Regions from separate parts of the Homo sapiens genome. Here region 2 is linked to region 1. The links are chromatin loops, found by intact Hi-C in ENCODE. Cell type or tissue: mammary epithelial cell. All regions are shown on one strand. Links, peaks and the distances in the headings refer to the core of each region. The heading gives the core; the rest is flanking DNA.

Evidence for each region. Hi-C counts contacts between places; a loop is a spot of excess contacts. Peaks named below come from ENCODE experiments on the same cell type or tissue, not always from the same donor. Only the 100,000 strongest peaks of a DNase experiment are listed, where the experiment ranks them.
Region 2: it touches region 1 in a loop (2.9-fold over the local background); 3 of 110 quality-filtered maps call a loop at or near these places.

Annotation. Positions count from the first base shown.
Region 1 is chr18:76,565,532-76,580,953 of GRCh38, reverse strand. No RefSeq gene overlaps it. Among named protein-coding and RNA genes, the nearest start is that of LINC00908, 45 kb to the right of the region's middle. In mammary epithelial cell, for the core only: a CTCF peak has its summit at 8,246 (motif pointing right); a DNase peak (open chromatin) is centred at 7,133; H3K27ac peaks cover 1,016 bases.
Region 2 is chr18:76,442,401-76,457,822 of GRCh38, reverse strand. ZNF516 (zinc finger protein 516) reads left to right here. Exons shown (of 7, transcript NM_014643.4): 3 at 14,612-15,422. The coding sequence starts at 14,769. Among named protein-coding and RNA genes, the nearest start is that of ZNF516-AS1, 42 kb to the left of the region's middle. RefSeq lists enhancers at 8,103-8,602, 8,603-9,104, 9,990-10,567, 10,568-11,146, 11,147-11,725 and 2 more and silencers at 1,569-1,628, 1,649-1,728. In mammary epithelial cell, for the core only: no CTCF peak of the experiment used is centred there; a DNase peak (open chromatin) is centred at 6,742; H3K4me3 peaks cover 1,239 bases; H3K27ac peaks cover 1,534 bases.

The sequences.
Region 1 (15,422 bases), core at 4,650-12,649:
GCGAGCCTCGGAGCAGGTTGAGGGCCTCTTTTGCCACATTAGCTCGGGCTGCTGAGTCTGATCATCAGCCGTGAAGGAGAGTGAGGGCTCCTGGAGCCTGTAAGCCAGGGACTCCTGAGCACAGCCTGTGGATGGGGAAGCTCTGGATGGCCATGGACCGCGCTCGCTGCTGTTTGTCTCTCTGTGTTGTTGCTGGGTCACAATCCCACAGACCGCCACCAAGCAGCCCTTCTGCCCATGGCCACCCCCCAGAGGCCCAGGTGGGCACCTCCCAATTCATGAGCCAATGCAAAGGCTCACACTGGCTGAGGAGGTGGATGAATGCCCTGTCAACACCCACGACCATGCTGACCACTGCACAAAAGGCCCTCAACAGGAGTGGCCAGATCGGCAAGATAGGTCCCTGAGCCCTGGCAAGCCACCAGTTCCACACCCAGTCACTGATCCAGCAGGAAGCTCCTGATTCCAGAACCTGAGTCCAGTCCCACAGGTCTAGCCGGTGCCTGCTCTGCCTGTCTCAGGTGTCTCACGCCGGCAAGGCTCCCTCTGGGGCCGGGGCTGCTCAAGGGAGCCACTTAAATTGCCCCATCCCGTTGGCCACTGACCACCACCTGCCCACAGCACTTGCTTTCCCGTAGGCAACCAGTCCGTGTTCTCTGCTTCCCTCCTGGGTGCAGGAGCACAGGAGGCTGCATGCTCCTCAGCGGCCCTGGCCTGGTGAAGGACAGACAGACGCAGTCTGAGGAACCCACGGTTCTGCAATCACAGAACCAGTCCTAGAGAAATCAGGTAAGTCGGTGAGGTGGACTCCGGCTGCCCCAGCCCTAGCTGGCTGTGTCCTGGCCTTCAGCTACTTGAGGATCTAAACGCAGCTCCCCCGTGAAGACCTGTCCTTAGGAAGAAATCTCCTTTGAAAATTCCTCAGCAACTTGCAGGGAAATGCAATAATAGATGAAGAAAGGATCCAATGCGAGTCATTTACACCTCAAATGAAATAAGTCAAAGCATCACGTCGTCCGGTAGTGTTTCCAATGGAAGCCAGGTCCCGGAAATGCATCAGTAGTGAGCAGGTTCCAGAGGTGTTCGGCCAACATGAGCAGGTGCTCCAGGCCTGATCCACCGGCTCCGCCTGCTCCGCCCTAGGCCACCACGCACCACTGTCTTCTATGATGTTTGACTTCTGGGAGCAGGTCTTACCTTCCCAGCTGGATTGGAAGTCTTTGAAAACAGGCCGTCTGCCCTATATCCCCTCCCTGCCCCACCTTGCCTGGAACAGAGGCCTCGGACGTGGCAGAGCAATAGAAATCTGCTGCACGAAGAGCGATGCGCGAAGGAGGGAGAGGAAGGGAACTGTGGAGGCGGCGGCCTGCCCTGCCCTGTCAGAGAGGCAGCTATGCTAGGAGTCTTGCGTGCTCTCTGGTTATTCTCCGGGCGCTGCACAGGGAGCCTGGTGAGGAGGGAGGGCTTGGCAGGCTCCTGGGCTCGCCCTCGCCTGGCACCAAGGAGCCCGCTGTTATTTCTGTGTGTTCCAGGCACACGCTCCAGCACCACTAGGGGACATTTTAGGACATTCTGGGGGCAGTTAGCACCGGGGGCAGTGGTCACCTGGTAGAAAAATAAAAAGGTCCTGAGCATGTCCTAAGCGGGGCCCTCGGGCCTGCCTGAGCGCCTCCTCTCTCCACTTGGAGGGCGCATGGCCGGGAAGAACCGTCAGGAATCAGCGGCTCCACCGCCTCACCCCTGTTCTAGAAGCAGGATGGAGACTGGGGGGCGTTTCTCCGGCAGCATCCCTGGAGGTGGGGGGAGCCCACCCCTCGTCCCCTCCAGCCCTCAGGTGTGGAGTCAGTGCAGGCGTCAGCACCCCCGGGCGCCCCTCCGAGCGGGGAAGCCTGCGGGCGGGGCGCTTCCCTGGGCCTCGGGGGAGGCATCACCGCGCACACGAGCAGCAGCCAGCGTTGGTGCTCGAGTCAGACCAGCGCGTCGCTCACTAGGACCACGGCCTGAAGCCGCTCTCCAGCAGCTCAGCCCCACGACGGTTCCGCTGCGAGAAGGGAGGGGGAAAGAAAGCAGGTTCGTTGGCCATTTTCCAGTTTTTCTTTTTTGCCAAAAGAAAACAACTGAAAACTTCCACCTTGTGGCACCTGCCCTGAGGTACATGTTTATTTCTGACATCTGCAGTGGTGTGGCCTGTATCCCCCGCCAGGGCACCAGGTGGAACCGCGGGGAAGGAGGAAGAGGAGGGGAAGGAAGAAGATGAGGGGAAGGAGGAAGACGAGGGGAAAGAGGAAGACTAGGGGAAGGAGGAAGAGAAAGCCCAGAGCAGAGGCGGGGTCAGCCGCACAGGTAGAGTCTGGAGAAACACAAATGTCAGGGGTAGAAAAACAACCCACTTAAATCTGGGGGACTCCAGGGAACACACTCACGATTTGATTCCTGAAACCTTTCAGTTATGCATGAAGTTTCTGGAAAGAAAATCTTGGCCCCAAATCTAAGTGGACAGCCTTACAGCCAATTTCCCAGCCCCTGCCTCTTTAAAGGCCCCACTTCTGAGCTGATAAAGGCAGAAATCAACTCGTTTTAGTTACTTCTGGCCTTTAAACCAAAGAAACAGAATGTCTGAGTGTCTTGAGCGTCTCTCGGTGTATGTGTGTGTAAAAGCGATTTTGGTGGTCAGCAATTTCAAGCCACCGAGATTCGAGATTCATGTGTCAATGTCACCAACACAAAACCAGATGAGCACATGGCCATGGACAGTAAAGAGCCCTTGGCAGAACTAGGTATTTTCTGAGCCTCAAAGGAGACTAACTCCAACTTGGAGACACAGCAGCTGCTGCAATATCTCAGGACAAACACAAAAGTTCCATTTAAAAAAAAAAAGAAAGATCTAGAAGGAGAGCAAATTCTCCTGGAGTCATTCTCTCGCACCTTACCTTCCTGGCTTTTAGAAGGACATGGAAATGAAGTGATATTCCTGGTTTCTGAAAACCCAGGAACAAATAAAAGGCAAAAGTCACTACTTCTTTACTCTGAGAAGTTCAAGCGCCAAGGCCTTCACCTTGGCAGAGTGAATTACCTTTTTATTTTAATAAACAGTCCAGTCCCATCAAGTTTCCCTTGCCCTACCAACTTGTGCCAGAATCATTTTGGCCACTAAGCCAATATCTGTCATAAAGGTGTAGGAGCTACATGTCTCTTTTATTTTCCTGTTTGTTTGTTTGCTGCTGTTATTTATAGGAGACATATAGTATCTGCTGTATCTGGATACTGACAGTTGCAACTATATAACCGTGTTTTCTTGTTTTTTGCAGGCAATAGCTCATTTCATTCTTTTATCTCTAATTAGTAGTAAAGTATAGAAGTTATAAATTCTGCTGGACGCGGTGGTTCACACCTTTAATCCCAGCACTTTGGGAGGCAAGCTGGGCGGATCACCAGAGGTCAGGAGTTCGAGACCAGCCTGGCCAACACGGCGAAACCCCGTCTCTACAAAAAATACAAAAATTAGCTGGGCATGGTGGCACATGCCTGTAATCCCAGCTATTCGGGAGGCTGAGGCAGGAGAATCAGTTGAACCCAGGAGGCGGAGGTTGCAATGAACCAAGATTGCACCATTGCACTCCAGCCTAGGCGACAAGAGAGAAACTCCATCTCAAAAAAAAAAAAGAAAAGAAAAGAAAAAAATAATTCATTCTCCTTAAAAAATATAATATTACAGATAAAGTTCCCTTGACTGATGTCCAACTTTGGTTCTCTCCCCCTTCCCCAGGGGTGTCCCCCCAGCTACCCTTGTGGGCCTTGTCTATTTCCCCATACAATTCTGTGCACCTTCCTCCTTTGTGTTTGTGTGTGCATAGGTGCATTATCACACTCTAAATGTAATTCTCCAACATTATTTTTTATTTTACTTTGGTAATTTTTCAAATTAATAAACTTTATTTTTTATTTTTTTTTTTTTTTTTTGAGACGGAGTCTCGCTCTGTCCCCTAGGCTGGAGTGCAGTGGTGCGATCTCGGCTCACTGTAAGCTCCGCCTCCCAGGTTCATGCCATTCTCCTGCCTCAGCCTCCCGAGTAGCTGGGACTACAGGTGCCTGCGACCACGCCTGGCTAATTTTTTTGTATTTTTAGTAGAGACAGGGTTTCACGGTGTTAGCTGGGATGGTCTCGATCTCCTGACCTCGTGATCTGCCTGTCTCGGCCTCCCAAAGTGCTGGGATTACAGGCGTGAGCCACTGCGCCCGGCCAATAAACTTAATTTTTTTTAGAGCAGTTTTAGGATCACAGCAAAACTCAGCAGAGGGCACAGAGATTATATACCCTGTCCCCAAGTATGCACAGCCCACCCTACCATCAAATCTGCCACCAGAGAGTACATTTATACAATCAATGAAGGTACACTGACCCATCATGATCATCCAAAGTCCATAGTTTACACTGGAGCTCACTCTGCATGTTATATATTCTATGAGTTTGGACAAATGTATAATGACATATATTCACTGTTATAGGATACAGAGTAGTTTCATTGTCCTAAAAATAACCCCTTCCCTCTAACCCCTGACAACCACTCATTTGTTTTTACTGTCTTCATAGTTTTGCCTTTTCCAGAATGTCATCTACTTGGAATCATGCAGTGTGTAGTCTCTTCAGATTGGCTCTTTTCACTTAGTAATATGCATTTAAGATTCCTCTGTGTGTTTTCATGGGTTGGTTGTTCATTTCTTTTTAGTGCTAAATGATATTCCATTGTCTGGATGTACCACTGTTTATCTCTTCACCTATTGAAATACATCCTGATTGCTTCCAAGTTTTGACAATTAAGAATAAAGCTGCTATAAACATCCAAGTGCAGGTTTTATGTGGACACAGAAAGTTTCCAGCTCCTTTGGGTAAATCTCAAGGAACATATGGCGAGGGTAGGTTTTTGTTTGTAAGAAACTGCCAAACTGTCTTCCAAAGTGGCTGTACTATTTTGCATTCCCACCAGCAATGAATGAGAGTTCCTGTTGCTCCACATCCTTGCCAGCATTTGTTGTTGTCAGTGGTCTGGATGCAGCCATTCTCATAGGTGTGTTGTGGTGTCTCACTGTTGTTTTTATTTACATTTTCCTGAGGACATGTAATGTGGAGCTTATCTGCCATCCTTCTGTATATCTTCTTTGGCGGGGTGTGTGTTAAAGCCTTTTGCTCATTTTTCAGTAATGTTTCTTGTTCTCCTATTATTAACTTCAAGAGTTCTTTGTATATTTTGGATAACAGTTATTTATCAAATGTGTTTTTTACAAATATTTTCTCCCAGTCTGTGGCCTGTCTTTTCATTCTTTTAGCATTGTCTTTCACAGAGCAGAAGTGTTATATTTTAAGGAAGTCTAGCTTATCAATGATTTATTTTATGGATTGTGCCTCTAGTGTTGTCTCTAAAACGTCCTCACCATACCCATGGTCATCTAGGTTTTCTTCCATGTTATCTTCTAGGAGCTTTATAATTTTGCATTTTACGTTTATGTATATAGCTATTTTGAGTTAATCTTTGGGGAGGGTGTAAGGTCTGTGTCTAGATTTATTTTTTAGCATGTCAATGTCCACTTGTTCCAGTACCATTTGTTGAAAAGACTATCTTAGCTCTATTTTATTGTTTTTGCTCCTTTGTCAAAGATCAGTTGAGTATTTTTATGTGGGTCTATTTCTGGGCTCTCTACTCTGTTCTATTTTTCTTTTGCTAATACCACACTACCTTGGTTACTGTAGCATCAGTCTTCCAACTTTGTTCTTCTCCTTCAATATTGAATTGGTTATTTTGGGCCTCTTGCCTCTTCATATGCACTTTAGAATCAGTTGGTCAATATTCACAAAATAACTTTCTGGGATTTTGGTTGGAATTGCATTGAATCTCTGGATCAAGTTGAGAAGAACTGATATCTTGACAATATTGAGTTTTCCTATCCATGAGCATGGAATATCTCTCCATTTATTTAATTCTTTGATACCTTTCATCAGAGATTTATAGTTTTTGTCATATAGATTTTGTACATATTTTGTTAGATTTACACTTAAGTATTTCATTTTTTGGTGCTAATATAAATAGTATTGTGTTTTTAATTTCAAATCTCATTGTTCATTGCTGATATATGGGACAGCAATTTACTTTCATATATTAACCTTGTATCCTGCAACCTTGCTATAATCACTTATTAGTTCCAGGAATTTTTTTGTTGATTCTTTCAGATTTTCTACATAGATGATCATGTCATCTGTGAGAAAGACAGTTTTATTTCTTCCCTCCCAATCTGTATGCCTTTTATTTCCTTTTCCTGTCTTAATGTATTAACTAAGACTTGTAACATTGAAAAGCAGTGGTGAGAGGGGATATCTTTGCCTTGTTCCTGATCTTAGCAGGAAAGCTTTGAGTTCCTCACCATTATGTGTGATATTAGCTGTTAGAGTATTTGTAAAGGAAGTTAAGGATGCTCCCCTTCATTCCTAGTTTGCTAGCAGTTATAATGAATGGGTGTTTGATTTTGTCAAATATTTTTCTGCAGCTATTGTTATGATCATGTGATTTCTCTTCTTTAGCCTGTCAATGTGATGGGTTACATGAATTGATTTTTGGAAGTCGATTCAGGCTTACATACCTGGGGTAAATCCCACCTGTTCATGGTATATAATTCTTTTTATATTTTTTACACATTTTTATACATTTGATTCTTTTTATGCAATTTACGATATTTTGTTGAGGATTTTTGCATTTATATGTTCATGAGAGATACTGTTTTGTAGTTTTCTTTTTTTGTAATGTCTTTGTCTGGTGGTACTCATTTTTTAAGACATAGCTGCCTCCTACAAAACAGCCCAACTAAAAAAGTATATTATTTCTATTTTCATTTTTTTAGAGAACACTCAGGAGACACAAGCTATCTTTAAAAGCAAAATAAAACCAAAAAGTACCCTTTAGCTTATTGTTCAGAACTAGTTGCTTAAAATACATTTTCACATTCGTAGTAAAATCAGTTGAAGCCAAGTGCACATGATAATGCCTCATTAACAGCAATGTCTTACATCTGAAGAGTATTTCATAATATCTCACTTCTCTCATTTTTTCACAAGTGTGCTGGTGGTATCATGATTCCATTTGCTGACCAGGAAACAGTGACTCAGCAATGACTGTCTTCCCTAAGGTAGAGTGAAGGCTGAACACAAATGTTCTAATTCCTGATCCAGTTCTTCCACCAGGAATCCAAATTTTCTTCTAGGGCCTTTCTTCTGCTTCCCTCAATCCCAGTTTGTTGGTCCTTATTCACCGAAGGCCTCCCTACAGAAGCCTGAGCACAATCCAGCCCAACAAAAGTCAGAGGCATTATTGCTTCAACCTGCTTTTATTTACTCCCTTCCACGCACCTGGCCAACTGGCCTGGGAATCAGGTCATATTCCCAGACATGTGACTCATAAACTGTTGTCGCTGGGATGCCTTTGCCAGGGCCACCAGGTTTCATGGTGCTTCAGCTATCCTGTCCAGGCCACTTCTGCACAGTGGCCTCAGGCATCTGGGTAGTGAGGAGCAACACACTCCCTGCACCTGCCTGTGGCAGATCTAAAATTAAGACCCAATATGATATGCTCCCTTGACATCTGGTAAAACTGGGAGGGCCTCGAATGACCTAGACACAAGTTCCCATCCCCACCCCACTCCTGTGAATAACGTCCGCTGACCAAACAGCCCTCCTTCCCGTGGGGACCAGGCACAGTTCCCGCTAGTCCTTGAGCAGGGGCCAGCCATGGAATTATTCAAACAAGTCAACACACCCCCATAGGAACTAGGGGCCACCCCCCAACCGTTGATACTACAAAGCCACCTCCCCCAGCCCTGCTGATTCACTCTGCTCTCGTACGCAACCCTGTGTGGCCCCGTGTGGCATGCGGCGTCCTCCTCCCTGGGCTGTGAAGAATAAACTGTTGTCCATTTCATCTGCTCAGTGTCAGTTGCTATTTGTTTGGACATTCCTGTAGCCCCAGGGAGGGAATCCCTGCCTCCCCAACAGAGAGAGTAGGAAGTGATGGAAACGCCTCTCCATGGTCACCCCATTTCTGGGATTCATCTTCCACCTTCATGGTTACAGCTCAGTTCTATAGCTTATCTTGTCAACTGCAGGCAAACACAGCCGGTGTTGGACCTGACCCTGCTCTGGTCCCCTTTAGCAGGGCCCTGTGTATGCCTAGCTCTGGAGCTCCACCTGCCCTGGAAACTCTAGCCTGCAGATGGTGTTCTTGCAGTTCACATAAAAATGACTCTAACCCTCAAGTCCTCAGAAGTCAGCCATCATGAAGTTCCCGGTGGCCACGCCCTGACTCCTGGGTCAGAGGCACTGATGGGACCAGCTTCTGGAGCTGTACCTGCTCACTCTCAGAAGCTTTTCTATCCCACCTGCATCTCAGCCTCCCTTTCAACCTTAACAGCAGATTTCTGCCCTTGTGTGCCATTTCTGTATTCTGCTACCCAAATAGGTCCCTAGTTAACCTTGGAAAATTAAATCTTTGAGTTTGTTTGTTTTTAAGAAAGGTAATTTCTATTTGTGTTTATTTATTTAAGATAGAGTCTTACTCTGTTGCCCAGGCTGGAGTGCAGTGGCACAATCTCGGCTCACTGTGATCTCTACCTTCAGGGTTCAAGTGATTCTCCTGCCTCAGCCTCCCGAATAGCTGGGATTACAGGCGCCCACCACCACGCCTGGCTAATTTTCTGTATTTTTCGTAGAGACAGGGTTTCACCATGTTGGCCAGGCTGGTCTCAAACTCCTGACCTCAGGTGATCTGCCCATCTTGGCCTCCCAAAGTGCTGGGATTACAGGCGTGAGCCACTGCACCTGACCATGAAAGGTAATTTTTAGATAATCCTGAATGTATTAGTACCCACAAACCTCAATGCTATAAAAAAATGTGTAGGTTCGCATGACTTCTGCTGAAATGCATGCCCCTGTATCCTTCCTATGTTTTACCACGGTATTTTTTATTGTGTGGCTGCAGGAATTTCACAATGCATTGAGGCTACTCTAACTCTTTGCCCCACACCTCCCATCCCCCTCTTTCTCACTGCATGCAAGTATCCAAGCTATTATCAGGGAAACAGGCTACCCAAGGTTAACACCCAGGTAAATGCAGGATGGTTTTCTTTCTTTTTTTTCTTTTTTTTTTTGAGACAGAGCCTGCCTCTGTCACCAGGCTGGAGCGCAGTGGTGCAATCTTGGCCCACTGCAACCTCCAACTCCTGGGTTCAAGTGATTCTCCTGCCTCAGCCTCCCGAGAGCTGGGACTACAGGCACGTGCCACCACGCCCAGCTAATTTTTGTATTTTTAGTAGACAGGGGGTTTCACCATGTTGGCCAGGATGGTCTCCATCTCCTGACCTCATGATCTACCCTCCTTGGCCTCCCAAAGTGCTGGGATTACAGGCGTGAGCCACTGCACCTGGCCCAACACAGGATGGTTTTTACCACACTTTGTTGCCATCTGAGGCCTGTGGTCTCCTTCATGCCTCTACTTTTGTGTATTATTTCTCACGATCTATCTCAATGCCCCAGGTGTTTATTTAGGAATCTTAGTGTTTTCAGAAACTGCAGTGCAGTTATTTTACATTTATGCATAATTTGCCATAAATGACAATTCTATGTTGTCATTTTCTCATTTCTTGATGGAACAACTGAAGCTGGGATTGAAATTCCAAGTCTTTAGAGATTGAGATCCCACCCTCTTCATCTGACCTTCCCAAGCCTAGATTTTCTTACCCTCTAGAGCTGACTCGCAGGCAGATGTCTTTCATCTTCAGCTGAAGAAATCTAGCCATAGCTCATTCTTGGGGATGTGATGGCTAATCCTGTCTAGATACCAACTTTTACCACAGGATACCAAAACTGAAACTTCCAAGGTGTGTCCCAATTTCTTATATGGATGTGACATCAGCTGAGGCCCTCAGAAGGGATTGAGTTTGACGTAAGACATGGCAGGAGAGGCTGGTGTTGATGTCCTCTGAAGATACGTGTTCCCAGGAAAAGGCTATGTAAGGGAAAATCCACTTTAAACAAGAATAAAACTTTCATAATAAATAATGAAAAAAAAAAGGTCAGTTGATGGTTTTACCTTGAAACCAAATAAAACCGAATTATATAAATTTATTTTAGTTTATACAAAATTTAAGTTATAATTATGCAATAATCCTTAGATTCAGCAAAGAAGGCTTCCAGTGTTACTGTTTTTCTGGTGTAATTTTTCCAACAAAACTCTAAGCCAGCAGGATGAGACACCCCCCCAGCTTACAGCGCTCCCCCACGAAAGGCCATGTCTGCAACACTCTTGCATCGCTGTATCATCTTTCTCAAAGGCGTCTTTAACCGGAGCTGTGCGGATGCAGATCTCTTAATGCTGTTGTGCCACTTTCCATGGTGATTACTTGCTCTTTAATTGCTAATTATAGTTAACCGTGTGCCAGTGACCGTGGGAAAGTCCTGAGCAATTCTCCAACGTCACTTTCATTGACTTCATGAAATCCCAAATTGCCTGTAAGCTTTGCTGTTGTATTTGAAATGGACATATGCAAAGCTGTGGCCTCACCGAGGCTGCATCATCTCCACTGAACAGCCTGCAGGGCGGGTACAAAGGCTCGTCCCTTTGCCTTTGTTTGGGGCCACTCTGAAGGCCCCCCCACCAACCCCAGGTCCAGAACTCCCACGGAATGGGCAGAGGCCTTGGCTGCAGCTGCTGGCCGGTTAGACTCCTCCCTTGGCTCCCTCTTCACTCAGTGCAGGCTTCGTCCTGAGAGTGAGGCCTGTAACTCCCCAGCACACACACTGGTCTCAGCGTCCGTTCTAGGGGGCAAACTGAAAAGCTTCGATTTCCACCTATTTTCATCTTGTTTAATTCCCACAGCCATTCTGGGTCATAGACAAAGGTGTTAGTCCTTTCATGTTCAGACTGAGGATGCCAGAGCCCACAGGTGGAGTCACTTGCGTGCCAACTTTCACCAGAGCCCACATGTCAGAGCCCAGACTCACACTGCATTTCAGGACTTTCATCCTAATGCACAAAGCCAGAGATGAGGACTGGAAAACAGAGAGTGATGATGACGACACCAACGACAAACGGAATAAATCAGCTGTGCAGCTATGGGATTCTCCTCATTCAAACATTGCGAAGGGATTTACCAATGGCATTGAGGTCTGCTAACCTTGACACTCTGCACATGAGCCAGGAAAACTGCTCTCAGCCAACAAGTGAACGTGACCTGTGGGTGTGTCTCTCCTTCTAATTCTTGCTAGAAGTTGCCACCATGCCATGGACCCCACAGTCTCTCTGACCTGGCTACAAGCCATGTTCACTGCAGGAGAGTTTCCCCCAGTGGCTGGAGGCCACTCCGTCATACCCACACTTTCCACCTCATTGGAGGGAGCGGGTTGTGGAAGCACAAGGAAAAGATCAGAAAGCAGCCGGGGAGGAGTCGCGGAACTCAGAACCTCCCACATTTTATCATGAGCCCTATGAGTCCAGATATATGTTACAGGCTGGGCACGGTGGCTCACGCCTGTAATCTCAGCACTTTGGGAGGCTGAGGTGGGCAGATCACCTGAGGTCAGGAGTTCGAGGCCAGCCTGGCCAGTGTGGTGAAACCCCGTCTTTACTAAAATTAGCCAGGCATGGTGGAGCATGCCTGTAATCCCAGCTACTCCGGAGGCTGAGGCAGGAGAATAGCTTGAACCCGGGAGGAGGACGTCGCAGTGAGTTGAAATCGCACCATTGCACTCCAGCCTGGGCAACAAGAGCGAAACTCCATCTCAAAACAAACAAACAACCCAAAGTATATGTTATAAAAATCTAATAGTTTATTCCCCCAATAAGTTAAGTTAAAAAAAAAACAACAAAACACTAAGTGCTGTGTGGACCTTGAATCTCTCTTCCATTATCCTATTCCTGCCTTGCCACCAACTCTAAAATGCTGTGTCATTTCTGAGTTTTGGATTTCCCCTTGCAAGATGAGTTGCAACAAGCCCCTGGTACAAACAGCTCTGGTGCAAATCCACAGGAAAGACTGCAGCCGCAAGCCTGCCATGAAGATGGCCCTGTTCAGAGTATGGGAGAGTCACACAGCTTTCCAGCCAAGGAAGGGCTCCAACCTTGGAGAGAACATTCTGGAATGTAGTTTGTTAGGAACAAACCATCTCCTTTCCATGCCTCCCACTCCCCTCCTCATTTGAAAAAGACAGTCATGCGCAGGCAAATACTACTGAACTTTATACTCTGCCAACCAAGAAAGAAAAGTGCTTCACCTATGTATCAATTCCACGAGGTCCGATACTTTTGATATTTCAAATTCAAGCGCAGTGCTTGGAGCCCATGCTAGGTGGAAATTCAGAATGCACTGTGAACCTTATCCTGGGCTCCGGCCCCTGCAATGCAGTTCTTATCCTGTGGGTTGGCCCACCAGTCCCCCAAGAGCTGCATTCAGCGGAGTGAGTGTTTTTCCCTTTTTCAAAGCTCCCAGCCCTAGGAAAGACAGCAGCCACCTTCCCTTCCACTGAGACCCCAGCCACCCCTCTGCACATCCTGGCTAGGTGGTAGACACGTGTCTCTCATCTGCAGGGTGAGATCTGCTCAGGCAGGGGGACCCTCACAGCAAGGATGCTCGAGCCCAGCGCAGTGTGGGGTGCATTGTGGGTTCATCCAGTGGGCTGTCACCACGGGTGCCCCAAGAACTGCATCAAGGGGCCCTTTTAGCTCTGAGGTGGACCTGGGGGCAGGACGGCAGTGTGGTTTTAGAGTCATAATAATATCCACCTTCACGCATCGCTGCCCTGATCCAAGGATCATAGGCCAAACGGTAGGGCATCTGCAGGGGGTGTGTTACTGTCTGTTCCCGACCTGAGTGGCCTCTGCCCCATGTTCTGGAGCTCCTCCCAGGCGAGCCAGGCGCAGAGCACACCTTGGCAGTCATTGCAGGCTGGATGATTTCCCCAATATCTGTGCGTGTGGCCTTCTGTGGAAATAGCATCTTTGCAGATGATCAAGTTAAGATGCGGTCAATAGGGTGGGCCCTAATCCAATATGACTGTGTCCTTATGGAAAGGGAAAATGTGGCTACGGGGACAGACATGCGCATAGGAGGAAGGCCCTGTGAAGATGAAGGCAGGGACCAGGGGATGCTTCCTCACACAAAGGAATGCCCAAGAGTGCCAGCAGCCACCAGAAACTAGGAGAGGCACCTGGAAAGATTCTCCCACCCTGCCCTCGGGAGGAACCCACCTTCGGTCCTTGATCTTGGACCTCTCCTCCCTAGACCTGTGGGGGAATAAATTCCTCTTGTTTAGGACTCGCGCTCTGTGATGCTCTGTTGTGGCAGAGTCTAGGGAAACCAACACAGAAGTGGAAGCTGACCTTCCACCTCTCTATGCACACGGGCGACCTGAGCCGACTGCTGGGCCCTCAGGGGCAAGTGCTGTCCTGTCCACCTCCAGTGAGTACTGCCCAGGGCCACATCCCAAGATGGGCCACAGAAGAGTCACTAGCTGTCTCTCCACCTGCCAGTCATAAAGGTAAGGAGGGGAGGGGAGGGTCAGAGAATGCACCACACCGTCAGGGAGAGAGAGAGACAGAGAGAGAGAGAGACAGAAGGAGAAAGAGACAGAGAAAGAGACAGACGTGGGGGTGGGGAGAGAGACAGAGAGAGGGAGAGAGACAAAGAGATTGGGAGAGACAGAGACAGAAAGAGACAGAGACAGAGACAGTGAGAGAGAGACAGAGAGAAGGAGAGAGAGACAAAGAAAGAGAGACAGAGAGACGGGGGAATGGGGGAGAGAGACAGAAAGAGGGAGAAAGACAGAAAGACAGAAACAAAGAGAAAGACAACGAGAAGCAGAAAGAGGAAGACAGAGAGAGGCATAGAGAGAGAGACAGAGCGAAACAGAGACAAAGAGATACAGAGAGAGAGACAGAGAGAGAGAGACAGGTAGGGGAAGGGAAGAGGGAGGGCTCCTCCTGGTCCCGGTGGCCAATGTGAAGGCCAGAGGGAAGCAGGGAGCCCTCCTGGGCAGCTCCTCAGGAAATAAGGGGAGAGGACAGCCTCTTTCAACAGATGGACCAGTCTTTGGGAGACAAGCTCTCCCCATGGGATGCCATCTCTCTTCTCCACCCTGTGTCTTATGAACGTGGCCTTGGTGCAGGGCCTCCCTCTTCAGACCCAGCAGAAGTGGCATTGCATGCACACCAGTTTGAGTGGCATAGTTAAGTCCCAGTTGACCGAAGTCCCAACCTACACTTAGACTTTCTCAGACCAGTGGCCACCTCCTCCGAAGTCCCCCAGAGAAAGAAACCCCTGCCTTCTGTGCTGGCTTTTAGGAACTCCCAGGATTACCCAGCACTCTCCCCGTCCTCCGGAGAGGTGGGATCCGAGGAAAGGGCGAGCCCAGACACAGCGCCACGTCAGAAAGTCCCGTCATGGCAGGGCGCGGGGGCTCACGCCTGTCATCCCAGCACTTTGGGAGGCCGAGGCGGGCGGATCACAAGGTCAAGAGATTGAGGCCATCCTGGCCAACATGGTGAAACCCCGTCTCTACTAAAAATACAAAAAATTAGCCGGGCCTGGTGGTGGACGCCTGTAGTCCCAGCTACTCGGGAGGCTGAGGCAGGAGAATCACTTGAACCCGGGAGGCGGAGCTTGCAGTGAGCCGAGATCGCGCCACTGCACTCCAGCCTGGGTGACAGAGTGAGACTCTGTCTCAAAAAAACAAACAACAACAACAACAACAACAACAAATCTTTATCTCCCTACTATTCCTAGCTAGAATTGCTCCCTGAATTCCACGGTGTCCAAGCCTAGGGGGCATGTTTCTGTAATGCTCCTGTGGCAATGGATACACAAGTCCCTCTCTGGGCTTGGGCCCTTATTCAGGGTTTGGAATGGATTCTTGTGTAAGATCCAGCCTGATTGCACGGTGCAAGCCACCATCTGGAACAGCGGAAGATGATCGAATCGCATTGCGAAATACAAAACACGAAACTTTTTCCTGTGTTAAAAATACTTTTAAATAATGGAACCAATCTGATAGCATGTTGAGAAAAACTTCACTACCCACAAAAGCTAGGAAGAAAAAGTCACGCTAGGGTTTCTTCCTTTTGCCTGAGTTGCATTTTTTCCAGTTTTAGAACATCATTACCTTTGCAAACAAGGATTTTGCTATAAAAGCATTCTCACGTATATTTGCCTTTTTGTAGGTACTGATGTCACCTTGAGCCAAAGGAAAACAACGAGCCATAAATCAGTGTATGAATGAGCAAAGGAATACCATGGCGCAGAACATCGTCATTCCGTCTTCCTCAGGTGCAAGCAATCGCAGGATGGTTGAGACTTTACAGTCTTCTGACAGCTCTGCCCACATGAGTGCCGCA
Region 2 (15,422 bases), core at 3,476-11,475, 120 kb after region 1:
TCCTTGGGTTTAAAAAAATGTTGATTATTTCTGGCACCCTTCTGTCCCTGAGACCCAAGTCAGTGGTGGGAGTTGCCCCCATATCACTCTTTTTTATTTTTATTTTGAGACAGGATGTGAGTCAGTCACCTAGGATGGAGTGCAGTGGCATGATCATGGCTCACTGCAGCCTCGACCTCCCCGGCGTCAGGGATCTTCCCGCCTCAGCCTCTTGAGTAGCTGGGACCACAGGCATGCGCTGCCACGCTCGGCTAATTTGTATTTTTTAATCTTTATATAGAGATGGGATCTTGTTATTTTTGCCCAGGCTGGTCTTGAACTCCTGGGCTCAGGTGATCCTTCCGCCTCAGCCTCCCAAAGAGCTGGCATTACAGACGCCGCCCACATCCCTCTTTAAAGCATGATTTTGCATTTGGATTTAGTTTTGGAAGATTTCTTATTTAGTTAACGTAGTTTCCCTTAAGGGATTTAAGAACTAGTTTGAGATAACTGCCCTTCTCAAAGAAAACAAATATGGCTCTGCTTATCAAAAGTGGAGATATGTTCAGTTTAAGAAGGAGAGAAAGCTTAAAATTGTTTATAAATCCTGAAGCTCCTTGTTGAGAACTTTCCAGAAAGGAATCTTACATGCAAGGAGCATTTGTAGATCATTTTCTTTGCCACATACATGTGGTGTAATAAACATATACCTACACACGCTTAAAAGGGAATGTCTTTTTGTTCACTGCGTGTTGTCTTACTGGCAGGCTGCATAACCCTTCTCCTGTGCTGTCAGCTTAATTTAGCCTGATGACAAATCTGAAGCCTGTGGTCTTCCCTTTCTGTGGCTTCCACTGTTGCAGATAAAACAGGTGGTACCTGTGCGTGATTTACCCAGCCTCACAGCACAATATAACAGATGCATATTTAATGCAGCAAAGTGATTTTGGAAAACAACAAAACTCAGAGTAAACGTAAAACAAGAAATTGAAAGCAGTATTATATGTTTGCATGAATAGCTTGGAAAAAGGATTTTAAGTGTAAAGCTGAGAAAGTATTTGTGTTTAGGATGGAGCCACTGGCCCCCCCCCACCCCCCAGCCCCCATGTGAATCAGTGAGTTTTGCCTTCTGAGTTACGTTACCCAGATAAAGATGCAGCAGCAGAGTCTCGACCTGCGCCTTCATTCTGACCGTCGGGGTTGACTGTGTGGCCCAGTGAGGATGAGCCACACACACATTCCCGGGAGGAAGCCTGGGCTGTGGATGGCAGGCTAAAGTTACAAAGCACATTGAGGGCGTCCTGATGCTCTGGACTTGGGTGGACTCCTTAGCTTGAAGCTGTGGGTCCCAGAAGGCTGGCCGGGATAGGCTAATCCCTGAGCCGACTTTTAACACACTAGTTTATGTGACTTAACACCAGCTAAGTGGATGACAGTCTCCTTAGTTATTGATGGATAAAATGGAAGCAAGATTTTGGGGCCTTTAGTTGAGCAAGGTCTCCAGCGTGCTTATCTCTCTTGCCTCCAATTCTTAGTCATCCAGATTTTGTTTTGCAGCAAGGTCCCTGAATAGGCACTACTGCTCATCGCCCCAGAGTTAGCAAGGCAGAAAAAGGTTCTGCTTGAGCAGTTTAAGCTGCCAAAGAAGTCAGGCCAGGAGCGTGAGCTAAAGTGAGCATCTATTGTTTCACGTTCGCCAGGGCTCCTGAGAAGAGGGGCGAGCACTGATGCTGTCTTTATCTGGAGTGACAAAGGAAGGAGTGAGTTTGGTGGCATCTCATTATTGATGGGTCCTACCATCCTCCTTGAGTTACAGACGATACCTGACTGTTTGAGGATGCCGAGCCCAGTCTCTGGGAGGGGAACAGGGAGGTAACAATGGTCTCTCTGGCTGTCAATTGTGTTTATTAAAGAATAATGGAATAGCAGCTCATTTAGATAATCGAGGTGGAAGCACACTTTGGAGTCATTTTTCAGTACCTTGGTTCGGTGGGCAAGCTGCACACACATGCTCATTTTCTTTCTCTCCCACAGAGGTTTGTGCATGGAGAGCTCTGTGTAGCGTGTCACGTGTGTAAGTGCAGACTCTTTGTGACACAGACTTGCATTGGCGCATCTCACGTGCCTGTTGAGAGTAAGTTTATAAGTAGTCTCTTCTTTCACCAGGTACTTGTTTCTGTGGTTTGTTTTCATGAAGGTGAATGTAATTTTCTTGAATCAGATGTGATAGTATCTGGAAACACAAGCCTGGGCTGCCAGGGGCTTCTCCTGGCTCTCCTGTCTGCCCTTGGCTGTGCTTACACCCTGCTGAATGGGAGCAGGGAGGCCTAGGTGGGCCTGAGTCCTTGAAGTCCCCCACCTGTGCCGGCAGTGATCCTTTCCAGCCTCCATCTGTCCCTGAGCAGTGCCTTGCACAACTGTTCACAACATTTGCATTGGACAAATCAGAGAAAAGGAGTCTAGGGTTGTGTGTGTTGCTGTGTGCCTCCAGGTTGGGGTAGGAGAGAAGTTGCAGGAAAAGAGAGAGGAAAAATGACCGTGGTTGTAGAATGAATGCATTCTTCCACTGCGTAAACCCGTGACTGTTCTGACCTTAATTTCAAACATGGACCTTCTGTGACCAAACGGACTATCCAGATGTAGTCACTGAATTAGTGTCATGGTCTTCGAGTTCTTGGAAAATGTTCGCAAAGCAACTGTGTGACTGCTGTTTGTCTTTCTGTTTGACTTAGGACAGCTTTCCCCCATTAAAGTGTGACAGTTTATTCCCATATAACCCAGGCTGGGATAAAGGGTAGATAACTGTCCTCTTTGGGGACCAAGGGGATGGGGCGGGGGTTGGCAATTCTGAAGTTAAACATTATGCCTTGTTACGTTTTAAATTTATTTTTACCAGAAGCTGTTGCTGGGCAAGATGTTTTGGCTTAGAAAAATGTGCCCACCCTCATTTCTGCAAGGTTGTTTATGATCACTTCAGGTGCAAAGTTTTCTTAACTTTTGTAGCTGAATAATGTAACAACATTGTTACAGGGAGTTGTAGTGGAATTTTGCTTGTTTATCCTTTTTTGTTTCCTGCAAGGAAAGAATAGATCTTCTTTTATCTTCAAAGCCTGGAACTTGCAGTAATGTGTCATTAAGTGTGTTTGAAAAAATATTTTTAGACAGGCAGTGCAGGGTAAATCCTATGGAAATGTGACATCATGTTTTTGTCAGGAATTGCTCTTTGTAAACATTCTCTGATAGATCACTCTCCTTAAGCAGCTGAAATAGCCAACTGCTTTCAAAGGTGCTGTGTATGTTAGTGATAAACTAGGTCATGTTACAGTCGTTATTGGCAGTAATGGAGCTGGAAAATTTAAACTGGTTATAGTACATGTGCTATATATAGTAAAGCATTTGGGAAAGATTTGTCCTTTTGTAATTTTGATCATCTTAAAGTATTGATTGGTGTTTGTACAATGATAAACAAAATCTTAAGTAATTCCTTGCACAATACGCCTTTCAGCTATCCTATCAAAATCTTCTTAGTTTCAGCGTATCTGTTTTTTTCTTTTAACAAAAAATGCGTAAGCAATTGCTTAGAATTTGGTAAAATTGATTATTGACGTGTTTGTTTTTCCTCTATGAGCTCTTAATGAAGGGATTTTTTTGGGCGCTGACTTCTGTGCTAAACAGCACTACATCGGAAGGTAATGTTTAACAGAATGCCTTATGGCTTACTGCATACAATTATCTCTCTTTGTATTCTTGGGCACAGTTCTTTCTTTCATTTGATGGTGGGGACTTCTAGGGTCTTTCACAAAAAGCACAGAGGGACAAGAGAATGTCAGATAGGTATTAATTGCAATCTGTATTCTTATACTGGGAGAGAAATGTTGGTTTTAATCAAGTGGTTGGAAAATAGGACTGTGTGTTTGGGAGGCGAACATTGTTCTTTGCTGCTGGTTTACATGGCATAGTATATACAGCTTATTTGTAGAAACAAATTTCAGTTAAAATATATTTTATGATAACTCATAGAAATTTCGAAAAAGCATGTTTAGTAATGACTAGGAAGTGTCACCCAGTTAAAAAATACGAGTTTCTGCACCATTGTTTTGTTTTCACTGCTGATCATTTCTAAGAAAAATTTTAAGAAATTTTATATTAAGACACTGAATTAGTTAACAGTTTCCACAGTTTTGAGTTTAGGCTCCGTAAAATCTTTAAGCCACTTCTAAATTGGGTTCTTGCTGCAGTTCATCGAAGGCCTTCTGATTTTCCATATTTGTTTTAAAGATAGAAATTGATGAGTTTTCATTTTCTCTGGTGTTCCCTAGGTTTTCAGTGTTTCTGAGTTATGCGCAACTTTAGCTTTAACTATTGTAGTGTAAGATGTAGACGGAGTCAAAGTGAAAACCCAGTGCTTCCATGGCTTTTGTAATGAATAGCGAGTGATCTGTTCTGTTTTTGTGGGAAGGAGAGCGGCCCCTCAGTGACCACAGGACTTCATCTGAGCCGTGGGTTTGGGGGAGATGCAATTCTAAGCTTCTGGAAATGGGGCTCTTAATGGAAATGTTGACAAGATCATTAACTATACTAGCAATGCTGGCTGCTCCAGAAGCCTGGATTTACCTCCAAATCCCTAACGCCAGCTCTTTGTGGCAGACGAAGGGGCTCTAAACAGCACATTTATCTGCAGAAAATTATGGAGCAGGCTCTGGATCCTGTTATTTTTTAGTTCTGTGAAGTTTACTTTTTTAGTGATTGGCAAAGCAACTACTTAGTATTAAGACTTGGAAAATAGTAAATAGTAAATGACAAGTAACAGTAATGCAATAATTTTGGAGAGCAAAAGAAAGGGAACGAGGCTCCTTCCCTTCTGATATAAAAATAGCCACCCCCTGTTCTTCATTTTCACACGGACACTCCTTTATTAAAAAGTCTCTAGAACTATCTTGAATTTCCCAGGATATGGTAAGGACTGTGGAAAGAAAATTTCCGTATCCTTCCTCATTTTTTCTTGGACTTTTCTGAATGTAATCCATAATTAGATTGTGTATTCAGCTGCCCCTCCTCCCCCAGGTCATATTTCAGTAAAAGGACACACGGGCAGCTTCATACTGGTGATGTTCAAGGGACTTCGAGAATATATTGTGATACTGTCTTTACTCTTAGCAAATGTTCTTCTATTTGAACTTAGGTGGAAGATGGAGTTCTCTCTTTCCTCTTGGACCAGGAATTAATTTGGGTTTTTTGACAGTTTGTGGTAAACAACTGCATAAAAGGTAACCTACTTGCGGAAGAATAACATTTAGGTCATATATGCATTTTGGCTATAAATAGCATGATGACTCCAGCCCGTGGTCTGAGGTGCAGAGCCGGAGAAGGCTGTGCTTAAAGGATCAGAGTTCGCGTACTAAAGCCTTATTACGGACAGTTCCTTACATTTGGGGACTAGCATGCTGGCACTTGCTTTGATTTATTTGGGGGGTGCTAAGTAATGTAAAGACAACCTTTGTTTTAGAAAATGGGGCTTTGTCATTCTCCTTCACTCTACCTCGTTTTCTGAACAAAGCCGGCTGGAGACTTACCTCTAGAATAAATGTTTTGAGCAGAAAGACCTAAGCACATTGTTCTCTGGCTGCCCCCACATCAGGTCTGTTGTGGTCAGGGGGCCGCGTTGCTGCTGGCGGCTGCTCCCTGGGATAGTGGCGTTTTGTGTCCTTTTTCCCCTAGTGGGGGAGGTGGGTGGAGTTTCTTGTGAATGCTGCCGATTCTGGTCGCCTTTTATTCATTTCTTCTTCTTAGAGTGGAAATGTAGCTGGTTCATAATGGATTATTGATTGGTCTGAGAACAGCAGCCGCCTCCAGGCCTGTCATCGGCCGTACTTACTCTCCCAATAGTGAATGCATCACTTTATGGGGCTCTTCGGGACCCCAGTCTGGGGACTATAAGCCTGTAATTGTTACTGGTGTACAGAATGGTTTGTAGGGAGAGGAACTCTTCATTGTTGTGATGGAATTTTCCCCCATTTGTTGAGAGAATAGGCTTTTTGTCTCAGTAGTAAGATAAGCTTGTCCAGGATGTTAATGATGTATTTTAATTCATGGTTCATAATACTACAGTGTAACTAGTGAAGCCCGTCTCATTGTTTCCCGGAGAACAAACACACACAGTATACTCAAACACCAACTGGGCCTTGCACCCACTCAGCACACGCACGGGCTTCTGCGCCGACCCCGTAGTAGCTGTGGCCGGGACCAACCGTGTCTGAGAGTCGTCCTTCAGAAACGCACCAGCGTAGTTGCTCTTTTAGATTTTATGATTTGCCTTTTGGAGCCATCATACGCCTTTGCAGACAGCCCTGTAAATATCGGAAGCATTCTGTCTGCTTTGAGCTTTTTGGCGTTTTCCCTCCCTCCCCAATTCCTCCCGTTCACTCCAGCCCCTCCTGAGGAATGCCCTGTCAGCGGAGATGTGCGCAGGACCGGGCTGTCACCCCCCTGCACCCGCGGACATCCATCCCGGGCTGACATCGGTGCCCCCCCCGCCCCCGGAAGGTGGTCAGAGAGGACGCAGACGGGGATAAGTAAAGCCACATGGCGTCGGGGGAGCCAGGGCTGTTTCGGGACCGCGATAAGGTTAATTCATGAACCAGAACTGAAAAAAATGCCAAGCTAGATAGGCATTTGGAAAGCAGCACCCACTTCAGCTTTGCTTCCCTCCCCTGACACATGCTGCTTGTGGGGACTTGGTGCAGGAAACGGGACTTTCAGTTTTCCTCTCGCTCCTTTGTTCCTCCCTGGTGTCTCCCAGTCAGCTTTGCTTGGTTTCCGCAACTTTAAGCGTTCGATTGTTGAGGAAATGACTCTAAATACGAGAGCATATTTGGTTAGCCTTCCGGTGCCTTTTTCGGGATAAGGTTTTAATAAGGTCAACTTCGGTAGTTGTAGGGAAATCAGTACACAACCATTCAGCTTTTGTTTTGTACTGGTTTAATTCACAGGCAGAAAATGGCAAGATTTCCTGTCGATTCAGAGACATAGTTATTATTTTAAAATGTAAGATGTTTTACAGTTTTTCCCTGATAACGCCATATTTAACTGGTCAGAACATTATTGTTGAAAATAAGGAAGAGGAAACCTGCACCGCGTTGCTGATTTTTTACTTCGTCAAGTGCTGGGAAGGATAGTTAGGAATGCCAGAATACACTCAGAATGCCAGAATACACTGAATTTTGGCTGATGTTCGGGAGAGTTCGTGTTGGCCACAGAAGGCTTTGCAACTGGAGCCCGTGGGTGGGTTTCTTTAATGGCTTTGGGCAAGCCTCTAAAACATCAGAAAGCGATCTTTTAAAATAAAACACTGCTTTTCAATTGAACCAGGTTCCTATTATTCAGACGATTTTTCTTTGACTTTCTTTGGAAAACTTGAGTTAACTAAAGGTAGTTTCCCAACCTGCATTTATTACAGCCCTGGAGCTTCTGTGGGGCCTGGGGAGGGTGGGGAGTGGGGGAGGGGGAGGGGCAGATAGGGGAAGAGGCCTACCAGGTCCCTCAGAGCTGCTTTGCTTTTGTGTTACTGGAGTGGCAAGTAGGATTTATTTTTTTAACTTTTAGGAAAAGTTTGCCAAATTTGGAAAAATGGAAAGAGTTAGAAATAAACACCCCCCCCCCTTTAGTTTCATGAGTTGTTAACATTCTGGTACATTTGCCTTCTCTCCGTCTCTCTCTTTCTCTTTGGTAAAAACCAACTCTAAATATTTCATTACACATCTCCAAAGAATAAGACCACTCTCCTATATTACCAGCTTAACACAAGTAACAGTAGTTCTCAAATATCCTGTAATATCCAGTCCATATTGAGGTTTAATTTCTACGAAGAGTTCTGGAGCTACAATATGTTTGAATGTGCTCGTTGTAGATGATTATAGGTGTTGGTCAAAGACTTTTTAATTGTGTTAAATAACCTGTTGTTGTATAAACCATAAGGGCCCAGTGAATATAGAGGTGTTCCTATTTAGCTATTTTGAATCCAGCTTTCTAGCTGCTATTTTGTCCTTTTGCATTTATTAAACCATGTATTGTCATTGCCAGTGACCAAGTACCTTTGCACTGATATTTCATTCACTTATTGAACAATTACTTATTAATCCCGTCTAAGATGGATTGAAGATTTACAGTGTAGTAAACATTGTGGCTTGTATGCATTAATTTAAATTTTACTGGAGTATGATAAAATAGATATCATTGCTATCATTTACATTTTAAAGATGAAGAAATGGACTGAGGAATAGAGAGGCTAAGACACTTGCTCAGGGTCACACAGCTGACCTCAGGTAGTGGCAGAACTGGGTTTTAATCCCAGGTAGTCTGGCTGCCTCTCACAACTTGTTGGGTCACCAGACTCTTATCATTGGCTGAAGGAGGTCAGGAAGGCTGTACTGTACCTGGGTGGTGGTTGGTCAGCCTCATGACAGGTGGGGCAGGGACGCAGGCCTGAGGGCCAGAGGAGAGCATGAGCATGGGTACTTGGGAGGCTGTTGGGCCGGAGTAGGGCTCAGGGCTCTAGACACCGGGGTCCAGGGCAGCTATGGGGTTCAGACCCTGAGAAGCCAAGGTGAAGAGTTTGGCTTCATCTTGCAGACTTGGGGAGCCTCTGAAGGGCTGGGAGACTGGTGGAGACCGGCCCCATCTGTGCTCTGGAACGATGGCTTTGGCTTGACTTGGGCACATGGATTCAAGAGTGAGTTGGGAGGTGCAGCCGACAGGATGTGGGGTTATTACTGGGCACTGCTGAGATGGGGAGGGAGGAGCCAGGGAGGACCTGGTGTTTTGTGCTTGGGTCATGAAAAGTACTTAGAATTCAAGCCACACCAGTGTGGTTCCCAGGTGAGCCTCAGGTTCCCAGGGGAAAACCTGGCCAATCCTTGCAAATATAGTGAATCGCTTCCCTCCTGGCCTTCTGGAAACTTCTCCTTGTCTTACTGGTGCGCTGCCAGCACGCTTTGATAATAGTATGCTTCCCTGTCTGACTTTGAGTTCCTTGAAGCCGGGTGCTTTTTTTGAGTCATCTTAGATTCTCTGGCTCCTGATACGAGGCCTTGCACTTGGTAGGTGCTCAGGAAGTGCTTGTTGCAGGGATACCCTCGTTAGCCCCTGACCGCACCGCCCTAGGACTGGAACACCTCTAAGGAGCCTGCCGTCACCTGAAGTTCCTCGGGGATGTGGACAGAGACTGCTTCCGCTATGTTTGCGCTGTACATACCCCCTGGCTTTGTGAACATGGTTTTCTTTCTGGCTGTATGTGTTGTATCAAGGCTTTGCAGTGCTTGTTTCTAAAGAAGTTTCTGTAGTGTCAGTGGGGTTAACCCTGGGTACACATTTCTTCACACCGGGAAGTGTTTCAGCAGCTTACCGGGGCGTGTGTCAGGAAGTGACTTTTCTGCTCTGTATTATTAGGTCAAAAAGGCAGTTCTTCCTCACTTACAGAAGGGATTGATTAGTTGAAATACTGGCCTACAGAGTAAATGTATCCCAAATTTAGCAAATGTAAGTAATCTGGAGAAAGTCATTTAATTTCAATTGTATGATATAGGCAAAAAAAGAAAGACAAGGAAAAGAAAAAGAAAAATATCCAAAGGTATGGCAGCAGCCTTAATATATATGTCTTTAGATGTTTTTGATGTTTACATGGTTAGTTTTAAAATGTAGCTACATATTTTCTACTTTATATTTTGTCCTTTCTTCAGACTCTCCCCTTCTCCGTTACAATGTATTTTTATGTTATGAGTAAACAGTTTTTTCAAACATTTTACTTCCTGTTTTTTAATAAATGTGATTGTTACCTAAGTTTTTCAAAATGAAATAAAAAAATTTATTTCAAAAATTATATAAGGCATTTAAAAAAAGTGGCCTTGAACTGTTGATTACATCTCTGGAGAAACACACACACATACACACACACTCACACACACTCACATACAGCAAGAGATCCATTGGAAATCTGCTTTAAAACCCTAGTCAGCAAGTCATATTTATGCCTAAACAATTAAATTACGGTTTTGTCTGGCATGTTCCCAGTTCCAGCCTTGGAAAAAGTTTGTAATACATCTTACCAGAACAACAAATCTGTGATTGAACACACAGGCACACCATGTGTTCAGATGGGTCCCTGCCGTCCGAGGTGCGTGGGCGCCATATTGCATGTCAGCTGGACACATGCTGTACCCTCCACCTTGGCTCTGAGCATCTGTGTTGTTGCAGAACCTTTCCGTATTCCCTGTGGTTTGGGTGGCAGGCTCACATGCACAAGTTTTATAAGGCTGGTTATCTCCAGGCCCGTGTGTTACAGGGAGAGTTGGAACAACTTGTATTTGGCGTGCGTTTGAGAAAGTGGAATAGAGCAGCCCAGGACGGAAATGTCTGCGGCTGGAACTGAGGTAGGTAGCACTTTATCACACGGCGCTGCTCCTACGTGAGGCACGCCCCACTAGGGACCAGGATAAAGGTGGAGGAGGCATCCCATCGAAACCCTCCTGGCTTACAGGGGTTGGCGGGATTTAAAGCACAGCCCGTCGTGCCAGCAGGGCCGCTGACGTCCCAATAATCCTCCTAATTGGGGCGGCCGCCCATGGCGTGTTTTGAAGTTGGAAGCTCTGAGGACAGCATTCTTGTTCTTTTTTTGGAAGGGATGCCCTTGTCTTAAATAGCAATTTTTGCCTGCAGCTAAAAAGAATGATTACAGAGATCTTTTGATTTGGCCACTGAGTAACCCCTTAGGAGAGTTCGTTGCAGGGAATTAATTTTTGACTGTTTCTTTAAGGTTTGAGAAACTTTGCTAGTCAACTGTGGACATCAGGAGGGGATCACTTAATCAACCCCTGGGCAGAGGCAGCTTTGCTCACGTGTCCTTCAGATAATGGCGGTTTGGGCTTAACTTGGTTACTGTCTCAGCACTTTTTCTATTTCTACATTTATGTATCTTTCCCTTCACAATGTTCTTAAGTCTAAAAACACATCCTGTGCAGTTCTCACAGGGATTTACAGCAGGTCTTATTTTTGAAAGATGGGACAGGCGGAGAGGTAGTGAGCAGGAAATAGGAAAGAAGGAAGAGCTTGCTTTGTTGATCGCAGAGCATCGTGGATGCTGCTCCTTGAACGTCTGCCTGTAAATTGCAGGGCTCTGCAAGTTTCGGGGAAAGCTTTTAAGTGAGTTTAAGGAAATGGAGACTGCATTCTCTAGTCACCGGGTGCCTGAGGGCCAGGGTTCAGGCTCTAGCTAGGGCGGGGGTACCGGGGAGTCAAGGCTGTGCAAGGATTGGATGGGTCCGATGCTGGCACAAAGGCCTTTCAGATGTACAAGGGCCATGCTCCTTGATACTGTGCCATCTTCCGCTCAGCCGTGGTCATGGCCCAGGATGCCGAGGCTGTGCTGCTGAGCTGGGCTAGATGGGGCTGTATTTGGGGGCTCTGGTGATCCACGAGCGAGAGTGTCTGTATTTCCCCAGCACTCCTGGAAGGGTACCTGCAGGGTAGGAAGCTGCCTGGGATGAGAAGAGGGGCCTAAGTGCCAGGTGTGTGTTTGCCTGGATGTCCCTGGGGTCTGGATGCTGTGGGCTCTGAGGGGGTCACTGGATTTTATAGAAGGAGGCATTTGCAAGGGGCTTCGGTGACATGTGGCTTCTTCTTATTGTTTCTCTGTGCCTGACAGAGGAGGGGACGAGTTGAGGGCGTGAAGGACACGCCTAGAAAGGCATGTGGCTGGTGACTGGGAGCATGAGGGCTGGGACCAGGGTTCCCAACTGCACGTGTGCACTTTGTGCTGAATGCCCTGTGTTGGCCATGACCCTGTGACCTGCACGCTGACGGGTGCACAGCTGCTGGCACACAGCTGGCTGGCACAGAGGCCGCTTCTCTGGGCGCAGACCCCAGGAGCTGCTGCTCTGAAAGAAGGCAGGAGCTGATAGCCCTAGAGCACAGGGTTTTGGTGATTGGTGTGAGTCTTTGCACAGAACAAATCTCCTTTTGCTTCATGCTGCACTCGAGGGCTGTCTCTAACGGCCCTGACCAGGCCTGGGCTCCTCCTGGGTGAATCCTGTCTCTGGAGCTGGCTTCTGGCAGTTGAATTCTCTCGAACTGGAGAAGTGTCTTGACATTTAACATCCTTTATAGACAAACGTTGGAGGTCCAGGGGAGTCTGTACAATTATTTCAGAGCCACCAATTTCCAGGATTTTAGTTGTTTTTCTTTTCTTCCCTGTAAACGTATTTTCTATATGATTGTTCGCACTTGTAAGGTTTTTATACCACATCCAGTCACTAAGTTAGATATAAATAGTGTGTTTCATTCATACTTTGAATATCAGATTCAGCATTTTTGTGGGGGAGTGAACTGGGGCCTGGGGAAGGACGAGGCTTTCCTGTGAATCACTTGCCTTGTAAAATCATCATAAATCATTACACAGCCATCCACAATGAGTGCCAAGACCAAAATCATTTAAATTAGCTTGGAGTAAAAGGTCATTAAGAAATCTTCCTGGTAAGCTTATTTACTTCTCCAGTTTTGGGGGAAGTTTTAATGTTGTTGTTGTTTTTTTTTTTTTGGAGATGGAGTCTTGCTCTGTCACCCAGGCTGGGGTGCAGTGGCATGATCTCAGCTCACTGCAACCTCCCTCTCCCGGGTTCAAGCGATGCTCCTGCCTCAGCCTCCCGAGTAGGTGGGACTACAGGTGCACACCATCATGCCTGGCTAATTGTTGTTTTTTATTGGAGCAAGTGGGTTTTGGCTCCTCTGGGTGGGCATCTCTCTCATGCCCGCTCTGTTGCATGGCTCTGCTGGGTGCGTTCCTGGAGGAAGGAGCAGAACCTCTGTGTTGCTGCTTTTCATTTGCTGCTGAGGCTGCTCGTGTTTCCTTAGGCGCCTCCAAAGCGGGGCTTTCTGGAAAGACATTGTGAAGCCTATAATTCTTGATAAGGTTTCTACCTGGCGCTGTATTTGCCTGTGAGAGGGCACAGCATGGGGTCTGTCTTTTCAGAAGGCTCCTGTCTTGCTGTTATCTGGGCCCTCGGGAGTTGAAGTATTAATACAAAATGCTCAGAATCCCCGACCCCCGTGGGGGAGGTATGGGGACACTCTTGACACCGACACTGATTTTTTAGCTCATGCCCCTTCACCCCCTCAGGTCTATTATCAGTATTCTTTTCTGTGTCCCATCTGCTTCCATGAAAACCTGGGAGGCTGCAAAACTCGGAGCAAACAGGGAGCTGCCACCCCAGGTCTTTTCGTGGGTGGCCCTGTCATCTTTCATGGAAGCTGTGTGTTAATGTGTTGTGTGCTTCCCAGCCGGAAATATGGAGCTGCTTTGGGTTTTATAGATGTTTAAGCAGGAGTTCTTAGTGTGTGTGAGATTGTAGGCTTATACAAACACGCTTCCTTTCTATGCGAAATCACTTGGGTTTTCAGAACATGGCCCATCTGGGTGCCTCTCTGTGCAGGTCTGGAGCCGGCCCCAGAAGGGAGACCCTCTCTGGACCCTTGGAAGCAGGAAATGGATTTGTTCTATGCAGAGATGAGCAGATGAGCAGAGCCTGTCCCCGGGGAGTTGTCTGTGCAGCCCCTCCCTCTTGAACACTCAGACGCTGACCTGAGAGACTCGACATCTCTCACATCCTTTCTAACTGGCTCATCGTTCTGCTGCTTTACCTTACTTACCCTGTGTCAGGTGGGATTCCTGTTTTTACTGAAGAGTTGCTTTTCTCCTTGCACCATGTAGGCCTCTTTGGTTGGATACAAGCATTTTGATTCATGCGTCCCTCGTCCTTGGTGGGGGCCTGTTCCGTGCTGGACACAGCTACTCTCTGGCAGGCTGCCCTTTGCCTGTGTGCCTGGAGGGAGTGGGCCTCTGCCCTCCTCACCCTCTGGTGGGTGGGATGGGCATGTAGGTGGCGGCCATGCAGGGTGGTTGATGCTCACTGTTTTCAGGCTTGGGCACAATCTCTAGGAGCAGACCCAGCCTCACTAGGAGGATGCTGTGGCTTCACCATACAGCCTAGGTGTGTTGCGGGCTGTGCCATCTTGCGGGTGTGTGTGTCCACTGTAGGATGTCTGCACAGGGACGAAATCGCCTAACAATGCATTTCTCAGCTCGTATCCCATTGGCTAAGTGGCACGTGACTGTGTGTGTGAAGTGCCGTCAACTGTTGTCACCACCTGTGCAGCTCACCTTCCATCAGCCCAGGAACTTGGCCCCTGTTCTTATTCCTGCCCTTTTCCTAAACCTTGCTTTCCTCTGTCCCTAATTCCCACATGGTCTTGCTAAGTAGCTGGTATTCCTCACACTCCTACACACTCTGGTACTACAGTCTCTCCTAAAGATTTGATACCTTATTGGGAAAAGAAAATTATTTTGGTGCACAATCATTAACATTTATGTTAATCATTTAACATAGTTCATTATTGATAATTAAGTGATACTGATTTTTTACTAAGGCAAGCAGCTGCTCTCGCCTGTGTGTGAAGTGTTGTTGGTGCCGCTTTTCTTAATGTGGGTTGGATGGGTATGTTTTGGGGAGCATGTGGGGGTTCCCGCAGCCATGCCTGTGCCCTCTTAGCCAGGAGCTTTGCTGATGATGTTCCATCTCTGTTTCAGGTGCTGGCTGCCAGCTGCTGCGCCCCCCATGTAGAAGGTGCACCTCCTGGGAGCAGGCACGTCTTTTGGCTCTTCTGACCATGGAGAGATAGGACGGTCCCTGCAGCCCGCGCGACAGAAAGCTGTGCCGCCACCACCGGCCGCGCCCGTCCTTCGGATGGATCGCAACAGAGAGGCCGAGATGGAGCTGAGGCGAGGCCCCAGCCCCACCAGGGCCGGCCGGGGCCACGAGGTGGATGGGGACAAGGCTACCTGCCACACCTGCTGCATCTGCGGCAAGAGCTTCCCCTTCCAGAGCTCGCTTTCGCAGCACATGCGCAAGCACACGGGCGAGAAGCCCTACAAGTGTCCCTACTGCGACCACCGGGCTTCCCAGAAGGGCAACCTGAAGATTCACATCCGGAGCCACCGCACGGGGACTCTGATTCAGGGACACGAGCCGGAGGCGGGCGAGGCGCCGCTGGGTGAGATGCGCGCCTCCGAGGGCCTGGACGCCTGCGCCAGCCCCACCAAGAGCGCCTCGGCCTGCAACCGGCTGCTGAACGGGGCCTCGCAGGCCGACGGCGCCAGGGTCCTGAACGGGGCCTCGCAGGCCGACAGCGGCAGAGTCCTGCTGCGGAGCAGCAAGAAGGGGGCAGAGGGGTCCGCATGCGCCCCGGGGGAGGCCAAGGCAGCGGTCCAGTGCTCCTTCTGCAAGAGCCAGTTCGAGCGTAAGAAGGACCTGGAGCTGCACGTGCACCAGGCGCACAAGCCGTTCAAGTGCAGGCTGTGCAGCTACGCGACGCTGCGGGAGGAGTCGCTGCTGAGCCAC